2 separate regions of the Homo sapiens genome follow, and region 1 is linked to region 2. The links are chromatin contacts, found by Hi-C or POLR2A ChIA-PET in ENCODE. All regions are on one chromosome and are shown on one strand. The core of a region is the stretch at or near the end of the contact, and the rest is flanking DNA. Distances in the headings are between cores, read along the strand shown. Region 1 holds the start of AMIGO3 (adhesion molecule with Ig like domain 3). Region 2 holds the start of QRICH1 (glutamine rich 1).

The links. A loop is a pair of places that touch in the nucleus more often than their neighbours do. ChIA-PET counts read pairs that join two places held with the same protein, here RNA polymerase II (POLR2A). Pooled maps may share reads with other maps.
Region 1: a loop to region 2 is called in a pooled map, with 5 times the contacts of the local background. The contact joins the promoter of AMIGO3 here to the promoter of QRICH1 in region 2. A Hi-C loop is called at or near these places in 9 of 50 pooled maps. POLR2A ChIA-PET finds 5 or more read pairs at or near these places in 2 of 52 experiments (PC-9 and WTC11).

What each region holds. Positions count from the first base shown.
Region 1 is chr3:49,715,472-49,721,049 of GRCh38, forward strand. It overlaps AMIGO3 (adhesion molecule with Ig like domain 3), which reads right to left and starts at 4,213. Exons shown (of 1, transcript NM_198722.3): 1 at 1,358-4,213. The coding sequence starts at 3,994. The coding sequence ends at 2,480. It overlaps RNF123 (ring finger protein 123), which reads left to right. Exons shown (of 39, transcript NM_022064.5): 32 at 104-243; 33 at 351-539; 34 at 631-706; 35 at 922-1,006; 36 at 5,040-5,182; 37 at 5,329-5,423; 38 at 5,549-5,578. GMPPB (GDP-mannose pyrophosphorylase B) reads right to left here. Exons shown (of 9, transcript NM_021971.4): 9 at 4,445-5,578. RefSeq lists enhancers at 1,633-2,133, 3,179-3,986, 3,468-3,577, 4,348-4,577 and a silencer at 5,572-5,578.
Region 2 is chr3:49,090,550-49,096,120 of GRCh38, forward strand. QRICH1 (glutamine rich 1) reads right to left here and starts at 3,522. Exons shown (of 10, transcript NM_198880.3): 1 at 3,363-3,522. It overlaps QARS1 (glutaminyl-tRNA synthetase 1), which reads right to left. Exons shown (of 24, transcript NM_005051.3): 24 at 5,383-5,530. The coding sequence ends at 5,480. RefSeq lists enhancers at 2,646-3,158, 3,527-3,646, 3,757-4,096 and a silencer at 3,157-3,406.

The DNA of each region.
Region 1 (5,578 bases), core at 2,963-5,462, 630 kb after region 2:
TTTCTGTCCTTATACCAAAGCCTCAATGGGCGAGGACAGAGGCAAACAGGCAGAGGCCACTGCAGTGGAGTCCCTGATGATGCCGCCTCCTGTCCCCCTGCAGAGCCCTGCCCTTCCACCCTGCTGCAGCAGCACATGGCGGACCTCCTACAGCAGGGTCCTGATGTGGCACCCAGCTTCCTCAACAGCGTCCTCAATCAGCTCAACTGGGCCTTCTCTGAATTCATTGGCATGATCCAAGAGGTGGGCTGTGGTGGGGCCTCGTGGGTTAGGGTGGTGCAAGGGATGAGGCCTGGTCCTGGGCTAGAGCCAGGTGCTGACCACTGCATGCCCACGTGTTGGTGGCTCAGATCCAGCAGGCTGCTGAGCGCCTGGAGCGGAACTTTGTGGACAGCCGGCAGCTCAAGGTATGTGCCACCTGCTTTGACCTCTCGGTCAGCCTGCTGCGTGTCTTGGAGATGACTATCACACTGGTGCCTGAGATATTCCTTGACTGGACCCGGCCTACCTCTGAGATGCTGCTGCGGCGTCTTGCACAGGTGTGGCCATCTGGGCAACAAGGGTGGGACCCTGGGGATGCCCCATTGATGACGCTCCCCATCCACCAATGGACTCCTGCTCCCCTCACAGCTGCTAAACCAGGTGCTGAACCGGGTGACAGCTGAGAGGAACCTGTTTGATCGTGTGGTCACCCTACGGCTGCCTGGTGAGGACCTAGATGCCCTGCACCCCAACACACTACAGGCCTCGGTTCCTCTGCTAGGAACAGTGAGGCCTGATTCCACATTCTGCCCCCGGACAGCCAGACTTGGTGCTCTGCAGTCTCGGCTCACCCTTCTGTAGAGAGGGCAGTGGGCAGGCCTGGAGCCCTTGAAGCAGGAGCATGTGGGTGGCTCATCTCTTTCCTCCCCTTCCCCTCAGGCCTAGAGAGCGTGGACCACTATCCCATTCTGGTGGCAGTGACGGGCATCCTGGTGCAGCTCCTGGTGCGTGGCCCAGCCTCAGAGTGAGTGTTGGGGACCGTGGGCCCCTGTGGGAGTTGGGTGTGTCTGGTGAGGAGGGGCTGGACAGGGCCTCCTGGTACTTCAGTTTCCTCATCTGGAAAATGGACCTCAGCATCAGGTTTTGAGGCAGAGGGAAGGTGGTGAGGTGTGAACGGCCTAAATAGGGGGCAGACGGAGCTGCTCTAAGTAGGAGAATCTGGGACCCCAGCAGGACAGGTGGCCCTGGCCCACAGAGCCACTGGCTTGTGGCCATGCCTCAGGCCAGGCATGGGAGGCAGGACTCCGGAGGGTGTGCCGTCCTGTGGTGGACAGGGCCAGGCCGCCAGGAGAGCTGAACACACGGAGGACCGCCATTGTCTGCAAAGGCTCTAGCAATAAGCATGTGCTACCTTTATTAAACTCTGGAGCAGCGAGGTCCAGGATGGCCATGGGGGCCCCCAGCTCGGCCCCCACACATGAAGGGCTCCCAGACCCCCCTTCCCTGCCCCCCTGCAGTGGGAGCAGTGAGATGCATATGAAGCCAGGGTACCGCCTCAGCCATTAGGCTGAGACCAGTGCCAGCCCTTAAGAGGCTCCTGCTCTCGAGGGACGTGGAGTTCCGGCTCGGCCCTCCCAGCTCGGCCATGCTCGCCAGGCTTTTCGGGCTTTTTACTGCTGAAAAGCAGGGGTGCAGGCCATGATCCCCTTCACTGTGTCTTGTGAGCCCACAGAATGGGCTCTGCCTTCAGAACAACGGGTGGATGCCCCAGGCCAGAGAGAGCAGGGCCTCTGGCTGGGGCTTAGGCCAGACCACCAGGAACCTCTTGAGGAGCCTTTCCTGCCTGGTGCCTGCCCACCGGACTCTGCGTGAAGTTGTGAAGCTTTCAGGAGGTTGGGTGTTGGTGGATGGAGGGAGTCCCATTTCACCAGAGGGCGGGCTTGTTTCCTCTTTCTGTCCTGGGGTGTGGGCGAGATCTTCCTTCAGAGCCGCCTTCTTTTCCCTGTGGGCCCACTCCCTCCCACCCCCTTGGGAAGGGGAGGTGGCCCTGCGTCAGCTCTTGAGCACCACTCCTCGAGAGCTGTCTCAGCCCCTGAGGGTGGACGGGAGGCTCTGCTACAGGGGTTCTTCCACAGGCTGTAGAAGAACACAGCCACTTCCACAGCTGTGCTGTGTTGAAAGCCACAGGGGCCTGGGTCTCTCAGCCTCACAGGGCATTTGGGCACTAGGAAGTCCGCGGGAAAGCAGGAACTAGCACACCTTGCAGGGCCTGGGGCCTTTGGGTCCTGTGCAGGGGCAGAGCAGAAGGCAGGTTGGGGACCACAACCCCTGTCTCTACCAGTGAGCGAGAAGGCCCATTGTGTTTCGAGGCCCATACAGGAAGCTGGGGGGCCAGGCACAGTGCTTCCCACCAGTATCTGCCAGTTCTCTGGACCGAAGCAGGGAGCAGGGCGAGCAGCAAGAGGGTGGGGGCCTGGGTGGGGGAGCCCTGGGCAGTCTAGGTTGTCATGGGACCCTCGGAGCCTATGGAGCTGGCGGACTCAGAGCCAGCCTTCAGCTGCAGGCCTCCAGGGTTGTAGAGATCGAATTCCTCAGCTACTGCCAGCTGCACGCGGCCATTGAGGCCCCTCCGGCCTGGCTCCAGAAAGACTACGTGCTTGTGGACGCTGGCCTTGCGGCTGGGTGCGTCTGGCGGTGTGGTGCTGAGTACTGAGGACTGTGCGCTCAGCTCTTGGAGCGGGCTGGGTGTTTGGGGCCAGCGGCGGCAGCGGCAGGCACGGCGGCAGCAGCGGCAGGGTGGGGCGAACAGGTAGAGCAGCACGAGCACAAGGCCCACGGCACAGCCCAGCAGTGTGGTGAAGCCTGTGTTGAAAGCCTCGGGCTCTGGGCGCGGAAAGTGCACGCTCACGTTGTACTCGTGCGTCTGGTTGTGGTGCAGGCGGGGCCCAGTGGCCAGGCACACGAAGAGTCCCGCATGCTGCTCCTGTACGTTGCCTATGGCCAAGCTGCCGTCGGCCAGCACCGCGATGCTGCCATCGCGGGATCCTGGCGCCCTGAGAAGCTCCTGCTGCGGCGAAACCCAGGCAATGCGCATGGCCGGGACGCTGGTGTTGCAGTAAAGCCTCAGGGACCGACCCACCAGCGCGTACAGGTGCTCTTCCGGCCGCTCTAGGCCAAGAGCTGGGGCCGACGAGCAGTTCTCAAAGACGCGGCTGTGCTGGAAGAAGCGCACGCGGGACGCGGGTACCTTGAAGGCCAAGCATACGTACTCGCGCGCAAAGTCGCGCACGGCGCTCAGGCCCCGCTGGTGCCAGCGCTGTAGCAGGTGGTAGAGGCGGCAGTCGCAAGGCAAAGGGTTGTTGTGCAAGTAGAGGCCGTTCTTGAGGAAGGCCGGCAGCGCGGCCAGCTCAGGTACGGAGATGTGTCCCAGCCGGTTGGAGGAGAGGTCCAGAGTAAGCAGGTGGGTGGCGCTCAGACCGTGCAGGTGGTCGAAGGAGAACGAGGCGAGTTCGTTGCAGCCCAGGTAGAGATGGCTGAGCGCGCGCAGGCCGTGGAAGGCATGCTCGTCCAAGTGCACCAAGCGGTTATTGAACAGAAGCAGCTTCTCCAGCGCCCCCAGCCCGTCGAGGTCGTGGCGGCCAAGCGCCCGCAACGTGTTAGATGATAGATCGAGCAGCCTCAGGCCGCTGGCGTTGACGAAGACGCCGCGACCCAGCGCATCTAGTTCGTTGTGGTCTAGGTGCAGGGCGCGCAGCTGGAAGAGGGGCGCCAACCAGCCGGGGCGCAGGCGCTGGAGCGCGTTGTGGCTCAGGTCGAGGTCCGCAGTAGCGGCAGGTAACTCGGCTGGCACGTCCTGCAGCCCTAGGCCAGTGCAGCTTAGCAGGTCGGCAGCGCAGATACATTTGTAGGGGCAGTTGTGGAGCGCACGGGGCGGGAAACCCTCGGAGTCCGGGGTGCCTAACCCAACGCGCAGCATGCAGAGCAGTGTCCCCAGCAGCACCAACCAGGTCATGGCGGCGACCACCAGGGACAGTACAGAGCAGCTCTGTGCAGGTTGCAGTTCCAGGACTCACCCTCTTCTGCTCTAGTGCGACATGGGTGGCACCGGATGGCCCTTGCCGAGGAGGCACGGCGGGTTCTTGCCAGCCGACGGCCCCTACTCTCCGGTTCCCAGGTTGTGAGGCGGTGCGGCACTCTTAGCCGCGCTCCCTTCGGCTTCGCTAGCCCTCTCCAAGCGAGTTCCTGATCGGCTCCTAAATACTCCCCCCAGGGGCGGGGCCCGGGCTCCTATTGGTTCCCGTTTGAGGAGGCGGGGCGGCTACATCCCTTTGTGCCCAATGGCCCCGCATGACCGCCAGATGGGGAGCAAGGCCAACCCCAAAGTCCCCGTCAGCCTTTGGCTGGCAGCTCTCCGCCGCTCGTTTTTCCTCGGGGAGTAAAAGGGGGAGTCTGGAAGAATGTCTCCAAGCTGCTGTTAGTGTTTATTTGAAGTGACTTTGAAGGACTGATAATATTATGGGGCAGGCAGACTCTCACTATCTTAAGGTGGTTCGCCTGAGCCTTCTTAAAGTGGTACCCCAGGCCGGGCGCGGTGGCTCACGCCTGTAATCCCAGCACTTTGGGAAGCCAAGGCAGGTGGATCACCTGAGGTCAGGAATTCGAGACCAGCCTGGCCAACCTGGTGAAACCCTGTCTCTACTAAAAATACAACAATTAGCCGGGCGTGGTGGTGGGCGTCTGCAATTCCAGCTACTCGGGAGGCTAAAGCAGGAGAATCACTTGAACCCGGGAGGTGGAGGTTGCAGTGAGCCGAGATCGTGCCATCGCACTCCAGCCTGGGCAACAGAGCGAGACTCGTCTCAAGAAAAAAAAAAAAAAAACAGGCTGTGTGGCACCTTACTAGAATACAGGACTTGGGGTTTGGGAAGCAGGGAGACGGAAAGGATGCAGGGGGGGTGATCATGTACGAGCCATGGCACTCCTCATTGGCAATCCCAAGAGAGACTTTTAGCCAGGCCCCAAGCCTTCTGACTGCCCTTGCACCCTCCCCTACCTAGGAGAGAGCAAGCCACATCAGTGCTCCTGGCAGATCCCTGCTTCCAGCTACGCTCAATATGCTATCTCCTGGGACAGCCAGAGCCCCCAGCACCTGGCACTGCTCTGCCAGCCCCTGACCGGAAGCGCTTCTCCCTGCAGAGCTGTGAGTGGGCTGGTGGGGCAGGTCAGGGAAATCTGGGGCTGGGTCGGGTCAGGAGCCTTAAGAACAGCAAAGTCCTAGGCTGGGAATATTCAAGAGGCATCACATCCTCAGCTACCTCTGACTTGACACTACCTACCACTCCCCAGATGCGGATTATATCAGTGCCGATGAGCTGGCCCAAGTGGAACAGATGCTGGCGCACCTGACCTCTGCATCTGCCCAGGCAGCAGCTGCCTCCCTGGTGAGTGGGAACACGGTGCACAGGTCCATGCCACTTGAATATGTGTGCACTCCTACACAGGCACAACGGACATCCACATAGCCAGGCATCCAACTCCAGCCCACCCTTCACTCTCCTCCCTGCAGCCCACCAGTGAGGAGGACCTCTGCCCCATC
Region 2 (5,571 bases), core at 2,272-4,771:
CCCGGAAGGTGGAGGTTGCAGTGAGCCGAAATCGTGCTACTGCACTCCAGCCTGGGCGACAAGAGTGAAACTCCATCTCAAAAAAAAAAAAAAAAGAGAAAAGAGAAAAAGAGAAAAATATTAGCCTTCTGACACAGCCACCATTTCTACCTACAGTTTTGCCCTGGCCTGAAGAGTGAGACCAAAGGAGCACTCCTTCCCTCTTTCAGCAAAGGAAGAAATTAATCTACCATTTCTTCATGCAGCCACATCAATTTAATAACAGAAATCACAATCTAATGTAATAACTAGGAAAAAATACAAAGGAAGCATTTAAGTGAAGTCTGAAGAGGACTTAAAACATCTGGAACAAAATGCAGTACAACAGAATAACAGAAAAGAACAGGTAATAGGCCAGGCGCGGTGGCTCACGCCTGTAATCCCAGCACTTTGGGAGGCCAAGGTGGGAGGATCCCGAGGTCAGGAGATTGAGACCATCCTGGCTAACAGAGTAAAACCCCGTTTCTACTAAAAAATACAAAAAATGAGACAGGCATGGTGGCGGGAGCCTGCAGTCCCAGCTACTCCGGAGGCTGAGGCAGGAGAATGGCGTGAACCCAGGAGGCAGAGGTTGCAGTGAGCCAAGATTGCACCACAGCACTCCAGCCCGGGCAACAGAGCGAGACTCCGTCTCAAAAAATAATAATAAAAATAAAAAGAAAAGAACAGGTATTCATGTAACACCTAATTCTAAGGCTAATTCAGAAATCAGAGACCCTTACAGATCAAGAGTGGCCATTTAAAAAGCAGACAAGAAAGAAATATGGCACATGAAGTATAAACCACAACTAATTAAACTAAAAGAAAGCATATCCAAAAAAAAAAGCATATCCAAAGTAAGGAAAGACATCCCTGATTCTGAAGCTGCCTTAAAGAAAGGCAGCCACATCCAGAGCCCCTGACTTTGGTTACTTTCCTAGAGCAATTCAAATTTACAAGAAAATTAAACCACTATTTGATCTTTAGTTTGAAATGGCAACATAAGCTGGAGAGAGGATGTGGAACTGCAGAGGTTCTCGAAGAGTTATAGGAAAAATTCATCAGAGAGGACCCGAAGGAAGACATCTAATAAGTAAATCTTAGTTGACAAACTTGGAGAAAAAGTATTTATAAACACCAATTTAAAAGGAAGATCTCAAGCTTAATAGTTAAAAATAAAGATAACCCAGAACAAGCAAGCCTAAAAAATTAATCAAAATTTGGTCGGGCGCGGTGGCTCACGCCTGTAATCCCAGCACTTTGGGAGGCCGAGGGCGGGTGGATCACGAGGTCAGGAGTTCGAGACCAGTCTGATCAACATGGTGAAACCCCGTCTATACTACAAATACAAAAAATTAGCCAGGTGTGGTGCTGCATGCCTGTAATCCCAGTTACTTGGGAAACTGAGGCAGGAGAATCGCTTCAACCAGGGAGGCGGAGGTTGCAGTGAGCCGAGATCACACCCCTGCACTCCAGCCTGGGTGACAGAGTGAGACTCCGTCTCAAAAAAAAAAAAAAAGTCAAAATTTTAAGTGTATCCTAGAAAAACTTTACAGCTTTTCTTTGAACCATTTAGGTCCGTTTAAAAGCTGAGCCTGCAAACGCTTAAATCTGCGGGTTCCACTGACTTATATCCTAAGAGGAGAAAACTGAGCAAGTAGCGAACTGTGGCTGAATTCAAAGATGCCGTTCTCCCACATCTTCATTTTACAGCACCTAATAGTTTCTGGAAGACAGCACCCAGAATTGACAGGATTTGTAATGCTTCAGTATTACCAGAAAAAAAACTGTGCACAGATACTTCCAGGATATGAACAATTTTAACTCACCAGTCACCATGTTGCATGTATTTCTGCTGCTTGTCCTGAGTTCTTAAGACTTCTAATATTCTGAAGAAGATAGAACAAAAAAGTTCCTTCCATCCTCAGCCTCTTTTTATTAATAATTTTAACTTTGTTCTTAAAAACAATACAGTACATTAGAAAGAACTACCCCACCATTATCAAATTTGATGGCTAATTTTACTTCCTCTTAGCTTCCTATTCCTTAAGCTTAATTGAGCAAGACTGTAAATCAAACTAGCAGATGTTTTGTATTAGAAAAAAGAGGTGCCTATTTCTCTAGAACAAACCTAGAACTTCCTTGACACCAAAACACAGCGGCAGGGTCAAAAAAAGAGCTGAAAAGGACTGAAATCCTACACCAAAAGTGACTTTTACAGTGATACACTATCAGATTTTAGTAATTTCTGCTGGGATTTCTGCAATTTCAAAAAAGGTAAAGCACTGATTCTCAGGTTGTTCCATTTTGTTTAAGGCCAACTTTTTGGCTGAGGCAAAGGTGGGCCTTTAATATAATAAAGTAAGCCCCTCCCACTTACGCAAAAGAAAAGCTGCGTTTAAGGATTTAAACTGGCATTTTAGAGCTCGGAGTTCACATGGGCCACATAAGCGAATTCCCTTCCGGAGCGCACAGAGGTGACGTGTATGAATTACGCTTATGGACGTATTAGTTTCTAATGAAAGATAAGCAGGTACCACTCAAGGGCCTTCTAATATTAACCTTCCCTGCCCGGCAGAAAGCCCAGTACAAGGTGAGGAAATCCGAAGGGGCTCACTGCCCTCTCAAACCAAGAGGGCTTGGTTTCCGAAGCAGAGAAACACCCTACCCAAGCACCCGCACCGTACTTGGGCCTCAAGTAACGGCATTCTTCGAGGAGAACGGGCAATCTCGCCCCCCTCACAGAGGAGCGGAACCGCAAGCCAGACAGCAAAGCTGGTTGGTTTCTCTCCAGGCCGAGGCCACGGATGCCCGGGAACGTCACCAGACCAGAAAGGACCCAATCCTCAACCTTCCCAGCGCAACGAGCCGCGGCCGGCCCTCTGCTCAGCAGAAGCCTCCTGCGCGCTCTCGAGGCAGCACCGCCACCCGATATCAGAGCGCGCGCCCCAAAACTGGGGGTCGTCACGGGCGCGCGCTCCAGAAAGCCGCGGTTGCCCACGGGCCACAGCTCCTAGAGCAGAGATATCCGGGCCGGGAACGCGCACGTCGGCGGCCACGCGCACCGAGAGCCGCACAGCGCGCGCGCGTAAAAACAGGCTCAGCCGCGCGCCCGCACCGGCGCGCCATCTCGCGCCGCGCCCACCCAAATCCCCGGGCCACCCCTCCCCCATCCACAGGGCGGGGTGCGCTAGCCCAGGAACGTTTTCGGCTCCGGAGCCGCCCCGAACTCTCCAGGGCCCAGCGGTAGTGGCCCGCCCGCCCCCGCCCGCCGTTGTGTGGGGTGGGCCCCCCGTCTCAGGCCTACAGCTTCGCCGCATCCCCACCCGCACTGGAGCCCTCACCCGGCGACGTCACTGCCGCCGCCGCCGCCGCCTCCGCTGCACCCGCCGGCCCCGCCGCACCGCCAGGGACCCTGGTTCTGCCGTCGTCGCTCCAAGACCGACAGGGTTTTCTCCTCACAGCTCCCTGGGCGCCATCTTACATTCAACCCTCACAGCCAATAGGAGCCGATTGCTCCTCTCGCGATAATCGGGGCGTCGGATCCCGCGAGATCTGGGACTGCCTACCGGCCAAAATTAAAGTGAACGCTTCAGCAGGGGAAGGTGGCCGCGCTTCTGGCCGCTAGAGCGGATAGTGGATCCTAGGGTATGGAGCGGCTCGCTCCGCCCATGGACGCCTCTCCATGTGGGGCGGAGCTAGGGCCGTGGCTTGGCCTAGTAGTGGAGTCTCGGAAGGCTAGGGCTCCAAGCTAGCTCTTTGGACCCACCTTCCGTCGCCCGCCAGAGCCTCCTTTGGTCGAGCACGCCCACGCGGGGCGGGGCCTGGCCAGGCTCGGCCTCTCGCTTAAGGTGGACCCCACAAACTTCTGTCCTGGGCCTGGCGTCCCCAGCCGTGCCCTGCCTGGGAAGCCTCTAGGTTGCTCACCTCCTGGAGGAGTCAGCATCTGGTACTCCCGCTGTCTGCTGCCATCTGAGTTCAGCCTTCCGCAGTTGGGTCCACCTTAAAGCGGGCCCCCGGGTAGCCTAGTGTTTGTATACAGGGAAAATGTGGAAGGCGTTAAAGCTGCAGGCACACTCGGGCCTCAGCAGCAGCCTACACTGCCCCCAGAGGGCTTCCAGCCTGCTGTAGACTCTTTTTGCCTCGGAGCTTTTGCCCTTGTTCCTCTTATCCTGGCAAACTCCCCGTAGTCTTTCGTGATTCCCTTCAGAAGTCACTTCGTTAGAGTAATGTTTTCTGAGGCCCAGGCTGGGTCAGGAACCTCTTCCAGTCTTGCACAGGCCCCAGGGAGACCGCTCCCATACAGTGCTTGGTCACCCATTTCCCCTCCCGTGAACTTGGAAGGCCACCACAGCACGTATGCCCCATCTCACTTTGCCTGGCACGTAGTAGGCACTCAAAAATTATATGCCGAATGGGCCGGGCACGGTGGCTGAAGTCTGTAATCCCAACACTTTGGGAGACCGAGGCGGGTGAATCACCTGAGGTCAGGAGTTTGAGACCAGCCTGGCCAACATGGTGAACCCCGTCTCTACTAAAAATACAAAATTAGCCGAGTGTGGTGGTGCATGCCTGTGATCCCAGCTACTTAAGAGGCTGAGGCAGGAAAACTGCTTGAACCTGGGAGGCAGAGGTTGCAGTGAGCTGAGATCACACCATTGCACTGCAGCTTGGGGGACAAGAGTGAGACTCCGTCTCAAAAATAAAAAAGAATTATAGGCTGATTGGGCGCAGTGGCTCACGCCTGCAATCCCAGCACTTTGGGAGGCCGAGGCGGGCAGATCACCTGGGGTCAGGAGTTCCAGACCAGTCTGGCCAATTTGGCAAAACCCCGTCTCTACTGAAATTACAAAAATTATTCAGGAGTGGTGGCGCCCGCCTGTAATCCCAGCTACTTGGGAGGCTGAGGCACGAGAATCGCTTGAACCCGGGAGGCAGAGGTTGCAGTGAGCCAAGATTGAGCCACTGCACTCCAGCCTGGGCTAGAGTGGAACTCCGTATCAAAAAAAAAAAAAAAAAATTATATGCTGAATGATCAGACTGGGAGCTAGGCCTCTCCACACCAGCAGAAACAAACCTTTTAGATCCCTCTGGCACAGGGGTCCTAACCATGGACAAACACCCCAGGGCCCTCCATTCTCTCAGACCAGGTGCGGAGGGTATGAATCCTACCCAGGCCCCTGCCTTTAAGCACCAAAAAGTGCACCGGTGCTTTCAAAGCTGTCAGTACCACTCTGTTCTGGGAAAGTCCATTCTCACAGACAAAATGTGCAAAAGGCACATCTCCATCCCCCAATCATACCACCACCACCAGCATGTCTTCAGGGCCTTCAGATGCTAGAAGTGCAGAGATAACACACAGACTCTAGGAGAATTTAGCTGTTCTTTATTGACATGGAATTTGGGGTGGCGAGGGTAGCCACACCCTCCAGGAGGATGAGGTAGGTTCAGTGCTTCCAGCTCACACCTTTCCTGGGTCTTCCTTCAGTGTGACAGTTCGGTTAAAGACAAGCTGGAGGGCAGAGGGAAAAGGATGACCACCAACCCAGAACA